2 separate regions of the Homo sapiens genome follow, and region 1 is linked to region 2. Evidence: chromatin loops called from intact Hi-C (ENCODE). Cell type or tissue: heart right ventricle. All regions are shown on one strand. Each heading gives the region's core, and the rest is flanking DNA. Links, peaks and the distances in the headings are about the cores only. Region 1 overlaps LOC112267957 (a long non-coding RNA gene). Region 2 overlaps TFEB (transcription factor EB).

Region 1 (4,379 bases), core at 72-4,071, 220 kb before region 2:
AGGACATCAGCGTAGAAAAGGCTCCAGAGAGGGAGAGGCGGGGAGAAAATGTGATTTTTAATGCAAGCCTCAGTAATCAGCTATTTGTGATGGAATTTTATCTGTCCTGGTCTCTAAGGGACAAGAAGCGGGAGTGAGGGAAGAGGGGTCAGAAATTAGTATGCAGAAATATCTGATCAGCCAAAGTAATTTTCTTTAATAATCGTATTCATACTGCCTGCTCTCTGCTCACAAGAAGAATTAAGTATTTAATAGTAATATATTTCATCTGGCAGTGGTTCCGTTTCGTTAGGAACTGTGATGCCTCGTTGGGGTATGTGGTGGGTGGAGGTCTGTGTGAGGGACAGGTAGGAGATGGCAAAGCAAAAAGAATAGATAAGCAAGCAGGAGGGAAATGGGCATGGGAGGGCAGAAAAGGAACTAGAGGGAAGCCATGTGCCAGGGCGAGCCCAGCACCCCTCTGAGATGCCACTCAAGTGCTTTCATTGCCTGAGCTGGGCTGTGAACTCTGTCCTCTGGCTTTAGTTGATATGCCCCAAAGGCCCCTACTTCTGACCCAATTCCTCAAGCTTTATCCCCAACCTCCAAAGATAGGTTCTCTTTTCTAACCTCTGGTCTTCCAGCCCTGACACCCTCTCCCAAAGACTCATAGAGGAGCTGGTTGGCTAGTCCTTCTGTGGTAGCATTACACGGTGAACTGTGGACCATGCTCTAACCCCTATAGCTAAGCTGCCAGAGCTCTGTGGGCAGATTCCTGGGGCTGCTTCCATGTATTTCCCAGGCCAGAGGTGAGCACGCAGTTCCTGGCTCATACCGGAGCAGGGTGGATACAGAAAGAAGCAGCAGCTTGCACCGGCTGGAGAAGCTGACAGCTGCCTCTCTGCCCCAGGGCTGCAGAAGCAGTGTGTTTTAGCTATGGCATGACTTAATAGTTAAAAAGCAGGCCCAGCACATGCCAAGGACATAGCTGGTCACACTGGGCACTCAGGCATTCAACCTCCACTGGAGGCACTTGGAGAGGCTCTTTGCCTTCTCTGCTTCCCAGAGCTCAGGTGCCTCAATGGAAAACAGCAAGAAAGGTGCAACCACATTTGCCAATGAGATGGAGACAGAGAGAGGGCTCAGCTGCAGATAGCAGAGTTCAGTTTCTTGCCACTCTTTTAAAAGCAAACTCCACCAACTGATGTGCAGTGAGGCTGGCATTTCCAGGCGCCTGACAGGCTGGAATTAAACACCTGTCCGTTAAACTGACAGCCCCTGGAAGGAAAGTGAGGGAAAGAGAAGGTAGAGGGGGAGAGCTGGAAACCCAACAGCAGGCCGGCTCCTTCCTTGTAGGAGGCATTGTGTGTGCCCAAGAGAGAGTCCAGGATCAGAGTAAGCGGCACCTCTGGGTCCCTGCCCTCTGGTTTCTGAGGGAGCGTGTAGGCAGGCCCACAACAAACTAATACTCAGACCTGGACATTAGGGATAGAGAAGGAGGCCGGGCCAAGGAGAAGCTGAGAGGCTTACCATCATTTGCTCAAAGCTCCAGCTCAAAGGCTAGTTGCACCCTGACAGCCTCCCTGCTCTCTCCTTCCTCACCCACATACACAACATCTTAACTGCTCTGAACCCTTCAGGCACATGCCAGGCACTAGGCAACCCGTCCTGAACTTCCCTGAGACACCTCTTGGGCTGTTGTTTAACATTTGAATGGGTCGGTCCTGGCTCCCCAACTCCCCAGCGTAAGCTCCTAGGGAGAAGGAAGCTTGTCTTTGACTTCAAAGATGCTCCCCTACAGTCTTCAGTGCATCCTAGTGGGTGGGGCCAGTGTGGGGTGATAGGTTTACAGATGGATGGGAATCATGGGTAAATGAACAGATGGATGAGTGGATGGATGCAACACTGATCACTAGGTGCTGTATGTCACTGTGCCGAGGCTGGTTGTTAAAGTTAGTAAGTAGTCGTTGCCCCTAACCAGGGAAGGCCAACCTCCAACCATCTGGGACTTGCTGGACCTCATACCATTCAGCAAGTAAACATTAGCACCCCGCCCAGCAGGGGGCCTCAGGCCCCTGCTCCATTGCTATGACCAGCGTCCATTCTTATTGGTCAGTATACGGGATTATTATTTTAACCAACACTCCTGAGTGGGCAGATGAACAGAGGCCAGGACTGAATGTGAAATTAGATGATTTTAGGGAAGGAAGAACTGGAAGGAAGTAGGTAGGAACTTGTGACAAGCCAACTCGCTTGTCAGGTGAGTGGGTTTTTGTTTCTCACACTCAACCATGACCTTGGGCTATTTAGTAGAACTCTGAGCCTCAGTCTGCTCACCTCTCAAGTGAGAACAGTATCTGCCTTGCCCACTTTAGAGGGTGGTCGTGCCTGGTTGGAATCTGTCCCTCGCTCCTCTAGGCATTATTCTTTGCTCTGCACGTGCCCGTTTCTCTAATAGATAATGAGCTCTTTGCAAACAAGGATGCAGTATAAAACATCTTTATATCCCAGAGCGTGCTTGGTAAATGTTGGTTGAATGGATGAATGCAGGAGTAATGAATGAGTGAATGAAAAAAAGAGCAGACTCTGAAAAGTATAGCAGGAGAGAGTAGGGTGCACATGGGGGAAGTTGTTGTAAGATGGATGGGAGGTGGAGAGGGGGAAGACCAGGGAGGGGCACTGCCCAGTATCAGAAGGGATCTTCTCGCACCCTTGATCAACTCCTCATGTGCCTCCTTCACTACCCTGGTGATGCCCAAGTTTTGGGAGCATGAGGCCAGCATATGTCCTCGTGGGAGAGTGGGCCCCTGAAGGCAGATCCTAGTGTGGGTAGCGCTGCTTCATCCAGCTTCCCAGGGTGCACCACTGCAGTCTCTGTGAGCTCCAGGTATGAAACTCAGGGTTGTCCAATGAAGGGAGAGGGGAAGCACCAGAAGACAAGACAGGGAACCAGAAAGGCTAGAGGAGAAGACCAAGGCTGGAGGAGCTGAGGAGCACACCGACCTTGACTTCAAACCTTGCCCTCCCTCCCCTCACTCTAGTGGTACCATCAACGCATCCCTTCTCAGATCCCCAGCCTGGCTGGCTGCCCCTTCCCAAGTCTCTCTCTGGGCTCCCCTCTTTCTCATATCCAGGGCCTATTTGGAAGGCCAGGGCTCTGTCTCCAAATCCTGCCCCACACTCTGGAATCATCCCTGGGTGATCTCAGCCTCCTCCCAGCTCAGTACACATGATTCAGCGCTTAATTATTTCCTATGGAATAGGATTCGCCGTTTGCTCATGTGCGCATGTGCTGTACGTGAGGGTGCTCTTCCATGTACCCACCACCCACCCATGGCCACAGGAGTTACAGCTGGTCTCTCTGGCAAGGCCACTATTCTTTTTCTTCTCTCTTAGAAAGGAGGTCTTGGCCGGGCACAGTGGCTCATGCCTGTAATTCCAACACTTTGGGAGGCTGAGGCAGGCGGATCATGAGGTCAAGAGATCGAGACCATCCTGGCCAATGTGGTGAAACCCTGTCTCTATTAAAAATACAAAAAATTAGCTGGGCATGGTGGCGCACGCCTGTAGTCCCAGCTACTCAGGAGGCTGAGGCAGGAGGATCGCTTGAACCCCAGAGGTGGAGGTTGCAGTGAGCCGAGATGGTGCCACTGCACCCTAGCCTGGCGACAGAACAAGACTCCGTCTCAAAAAAAAGGTGGGGGGGTCTCACTCTATCACCCAGGCTGGAGTGCAGTGCTGCAATCATAGAATTATATCTCACTGTAGCCTCGAACTCCTGGGTTCAAGTGATCCTTCTGCCTCAGCCTCCCAAGTAGCTGGGACTACAGTGCCACCACAGGCCAGAATTCTTTTGTTTAGGGCTTCCAGTAAGAAGAAAGCTGCCACAAGTAGGGGCTGGGGAGTAGCTTGCTGGGCAAGCTGCCCCCCTTTAAAGGGTTATTTTGAGAATTTGAGGACAGGGGTGTGAAAGCACGTTATAAACTTAAGTGATCTGAAAATCCACAGGAGCATTAGAATTATTCTTGGTATCATGATCATGATCATTATTGGTTTAGGTGTAGCTGACAAAGCAGGAAGGGGCAACAGCCAGATCTTATTAAGGTTCTGCTATAGATCAGAGTGATAATGTGCAGACTTCTAGGGAAGAAAAATTCTTTGCCATCTGTTTGTGTTACAACAGATCTTTCTGGGGATTTGCCACCCCACCCCCTCCCTGCCCCTTGGAACCCATCCTGAGCCCCTTCAGAACTCAGCGTGGGCACCACTCTTCACATTCAGCCATCCACTGTCTCCAACTCTTCTCAGCCCCCTTTTCTATATCTCATCTCCTCAGCCAGACTGTACATTTCCCCAGACTGTACATTTCCCCAGACTGTACATTTCCCAGACTGTACATT
Region 2 (4,379 bases), core at 146-4,145:
CAAGTGCAAGCCACCACACCTGGCCCTACTCTGCCTTTTAAAAAAGAATTTCCAGGCTGGGCACGGTGGCTTACACCTGTAATCGCAGCACTTTGGGAGGCCAAGGAGGGCAGATCACCTGAGTGAGGTCAAGAGTTCAAGACCAGCCTGGCCAACATGATGAAACCCCATCTCTACTAAAAATACAAAATAATTAGCTGGGCGTGGTGGCAGGCACCTGTAATCCCAGCTACTCAGGAGGCTGAGGCAGGAGAATTGCTTGAACCTGGGAGGCGGAGGTTGCAGTGAGCTGAGATCATGCCATTGCACTCCAGCCTGGGCAGCAAGAGCAAAACTCCATCTCAAAAAAAAAAAAAGGCCGGGTGTGGTGGCTCACACCTATAATCCCAGCACTTTGGGAGGTTGAGGCTGGCAGATCAGCTGAGGTCAGGAGTTTGAGACCAGCCTGGCCAACATGGTGAAATCCCATCTCTACTAAAAATAAAAAATTAGCTGGGTGTGGTGGTGTGCGCCTGTAGTCCCAGCTACTCAGGAGGCTGAGGCAGGAGAATCGCTTGAACCCGGGAGGCAGAGGGTGCAGTGAGCCAAGATTGCGCTACTGCATTGTAGTCTGGGAGACAGAGTGAGACTTCATCTCAAAAAAAAAAAAAAAAAAAAAAAAGAATTTCCTCCATGGACCTGACACTTGGAAAGGTGTTGTCCACCAAATAAATATTGCTGAAGGATGCATTGCCCTCTTATTGAATCAGAGTCGTTCATAATCACCAGCCAGATTCCATTCCAGCCACAAAGTGAGGGTCCTTCAGGCTGGTCTCAGAAACAGGAACACTTTCTGGTGGCTTATTGAAATACCGGAAGTAGTTCCTGGGCCGGCCTCAGCCAAATCGGTAGGACTGCAGGACTCCCAGGCAGGATGGGAGCCACCCAGGCAGACAGCTTGGAATGTACAATGAAGCTGAGACTCCCCCACCCCCACCAGCCGCGGCGGGCAGCTGCCTAGTCCTGGCCCAGGGCACCCTCTTGTGGACAGAACCCCACTCACACCCTCTGTCCTGTCGAATATGCAGTCCATACTCCAATGCCAGAGGTAGTGGCCAGGCTGAAGGAGCCCAGGGGCAGGAAAGCAGCAGGCAGGTGGAGGCGGGGATATCAGTGATCTTTTTCTTTTTTTTTTTTTTTCCTTTTTAAAAATGTTTTAAATATTTATTTCTTTTTAGCAGACATCTGCTGGCAGGAAGGGCTATCCGTGATCTTGAAGGGCTGTGAGAGGAAGCAGGTGGGCAGCCCTCCACTCCACTAGGTCAATCCCCAGGGTGAAGTGGAAGAGCCAGTGGGGTCGGGAGAGACTTCTCAGGGGCCTGAAGGACCGGCCTTGGGACTTCCCGGAGCCTTCATCCCCCGGCCAAGGCAGGCCAAGCCTAGTTAATCAGGTGTCTCACAGAGTTCAGGGCTTGACCCAGACGGGGCTCAGAGGGGTTTCCAGGGCATGGGTAAGTCCCAGGTGGTGGGGTGGAACCTGGAACTAGGAGGAGGCGCCAGCGCCCCGGCTGGCTCAGGCTCCACAAGGTCATCCCCGGCTCCATCTGACCTTGAGATTAATCCTGCAGCCTGCGCCAGCCCGGCCACCATCAGCGCCCAGCCGCCCGGCCCATTTTCCTTCTCTCCCCTCGCACGCTAATTGCTCAACGTTGATTTGATCTCCCGTTCGGCACAGAGGAAATTGCCCTATTAGCCATTTTCATCCCGGGATTTTTTTTTTTTTTTAAATTAGGCCCCTTCAGCCTCTCAGGGCGATGACGGGGAGCCATTTTGGTCTCTGCCTGAAGCGGCCGTGGAGAGCAGAGGGGAACTGGATGAAGCCCGAAAAGCCCTCTCCCTGTTCCCGCCAGGCACCGGGGCTCGAGCAGCCGCCAGTCGAACCCTGACTGTCCCCAGCCCATGTCCCCCTCCTAGGCGAGGTCATAAACACCAACGTCTCCAAGCAGAGGCCCAAGGACTGCAGCTCGGAGGAAAGGCCGCGCCCAGGCCTCGCTGCCAGAGCCAGAGCGGGGCGGGGGGACCCGGGCCCATAACACCCCACGCGCCGTCCTGGACTCCCATCTCCTCCCTGTCTAGCTCACGGGGGTCCCTTTCCCCAGAGCCCTAGCAGGACGCAGCCCCTCAGTTACCGGGAAGCCCGTCTGGCAGACAGAGCGCGAGCGCCGCCTCCAGAGCGCCCAGCTACAGCTTCTCAAGCCGGGTGGCCGCCCACCTGGGGAGGTCACCCCCAGAACAGGGGTGGGACAGAAGAAGCATGCCCCCCACCCCGGGCCCAGGGTGCCCCAAATAAGCAGCTAAGGGCGGCGCACTTGGTTTGTGAGCAACCCTCTCGCCACATCAACTAGTCTCGCTCCGGCCGCCGCTGGAGGTGTGGAACCGGCGTGGCCGCAGCGCCACCTCGTGGCCGTGAGGAGGGACCGTGCCCCCCTCAGCACCCAAACCCCTCGTCTTCCCCGGGCAGGGCTGAGGCGTGTGACAAGCGTGTTCCCTCTTCCCTGTACCCCCCACCCCGACTCCCTTCAGGCAGCATCCGCACTCTGGAGGGGGCCCGCTGGGTTGAATCCTCCCGTTCGCTGTCAGCCCTAGACCCACTCCAAAGAGACAGGACCAGCAAGTACAAAGCACAGTGTTTACTAAAGGCACAAAGTGAGGGGTCGGAGGGCAGCTGCTCTTCCGGCAGTGACCCCTCCCGCTTCTGGCAGCCCCCGCGCTCACACCACCTGGTGGAGAGCTATTAGCACCAAAGTGGGGGGTGCCCACCTGTGGGAGAGCCGAGGACCAGGCTGCGGGGTGGACCTCCTGCCATCTGAGTCCCAAAAAGGCAGGCCTGAGCACCCCCAGGACCAGTTGCCTCAGATGAGGAGCTTCCCGAACCCCTCAAGCATGTCCTTCACTGGTAATGAGGGGCTCGGGCTCAGAAGACAGGGAATCTCCACCAGGCCCTCTTCTCACCTCTAGAACACCCTGCCCCTCCCTGCCCCGCGATTCCATCTCCGGGAGAGGGGCTGAAGGCCTCTTCCCACTGCGCCAGTCAAGAGGGCTGCCCTGGGGGTGCTTCTCCTGACCCCACAGGCTGCCAGACAGGCACTAAGTCCAAACAGGGGCCAACGGGGAGGAGGGAGGCAGGGCAGGTGGCTACTTCACACACAGTGCAGCCTGAAGGGTGGGAGGGAGGTGCCCCTGGCCCTCCCAGCCCCCAGGCCGGCCCCTGTTCCCTGGCACAGGGGCAGCCAGGGTCACAGCACATCGCCCTCCTCCATGCTGAAGCTGCTCCGGCGGCTGCTGGCCTTGGAGGCCTCGGGGGACATGGTGGACAGAAGTGGATCAGAGGCCAGCGGTAGCAGTGAGTCGTCCAGGAGCATGAGGTCCAGATCCTTCTTGGACAGGCTGGGGAATGGGGAGCCATGCCCCGGCGCCAGGGGTTCGGGGTAGCCCGGGGGACCCTCGTCCTCCCTGCCCCCAAAGCTCAGGCTGTGGCTGAAGTCCAGGTGATGGAATGGGGATGGTGGCTGGGTGGGCAGGGGCAGCGGGGCTTGCGGGGGCAGAGCTGGCAGTGGCTCAGGGTCAGGGACCTCAGCCCCCAGCATCAGGGCCTCCCCTGGGCCCTCTTCGCTAGGCAGCTCCTGCTTCACCACCTGCTGGGCCAGCTCAGCCATGTTCATGCCGGACGGGGAGGTGGTAGGGAGGCCGTGCACTCGAGCCTGCATCTCCAGCTCCTGCAGGGGAGCAGACAGAAGGCTGGGGAACACACCTATGGGCACCAGCCACCAGGACCCCTCCCCTGGGCCTCTATCACAGCACTTGCCCCTGCCCTACGGCACCCAAGACCCAAAGTGTTTCCGCTGGAAGAAAGCATAGGGTAGCTCTAGAGTCTAGACCAGTGTTTTTTCAGACTACAAGTCGTAACTCATTAGTGGGTTGTGAAGCCACCGTAGTGAGTCTTGACCAGCTTTCTATTTTTTTAATTGAAATTGACTTGTCTAGACTAGACTAGAATAGAAATTATTAGAATGCATTGCATCTATTAAGGACGAGGGGAGCGTTACTTCATGAAACTGATTTTTCACTTTGTGCCTGTGTGTGCTAGATTTTAATGTAAATTGTGTCATCTACCATAAGAAAGAGAAACAAGGTGCAGTCCAATTGCCCTTTGTGTAAAGGGCCAGCCTCAGGTCTAAAGAGGACAAGAGGCCCTCAACTCAGAGCCAGGACTAGAACTCTCAGTTCCAGCTGGTAGGGCTGACTCTGCCAAGCTCCTGGTTCTTTAGGTTGGCCCTGTGGAGATTCCTAGTGCCACCCACCAAATGATTCCAGCTCTCTACCTTCCAGGCACATGATAG

What was found. A loop is a pair of places that touch in the nucleus more often than their neighbours do. Peaks named below come from ENCODE experiments on the same cell type or tissue, not always from the same donor. Only the 100,000 strongest peaks of a DNase experiment are listed, where the experiment ranks them.
Region 1: a loop joins it to region 2, with 5 times the contacts of the local background. A loop is called at or near these places in 51 of 110 quality-filtered maps.

Annotation. Positions count from the first base shown.
Region 1 is chr6:41,461,450-41,465,828 of GRCh38, forward strand. The region is part of intron 2 of LOC112267957 (a long non-coding RNA gene); the gene reads right to left. Among named protein-coding and RNA genes, the nearest start is that of LINC01276, 39 kb to the right of the region's middle. In heart right ventricle, for the core only: a CTCF peak has its summit at 2,048 (motif pointing right); a DNase peak (open chromatin) is centred at 2,032; H3K27me3 peaks cover 671 bases.
Region 2 is chr6:41,681,324-41,685,702 of GRCh38, forward strand. It overlaps TFEB (transcription factor EB), which reads right to left. Exons shown (of 9, transcript NM_001271944.2): 9 at 2,655-3,755. The coding sequence ends at 3,276. Among named protein-coding and RNA genes, the nearest start is that of MDFI, 45 kb to the left of the region's middle. RefSeq lists enhancers at 932-1,758, 1,759-2,584, 2,119-2,198, 2,219-2,398 and a silencer at 2,208-2,502. In heart right ventricle, for the core only: CTCF peaks have their summits at 1,034 (motif pointing left), 1,235 (motif pointing left), 2,434 (motif pointing left) and 2,641; DNase peaks (open chromatin) are centred at 998, 1,486 and 2,418; H3K4me3 peaks cover 1,843 bases; H3K27ac peaks cover 2,366 bases.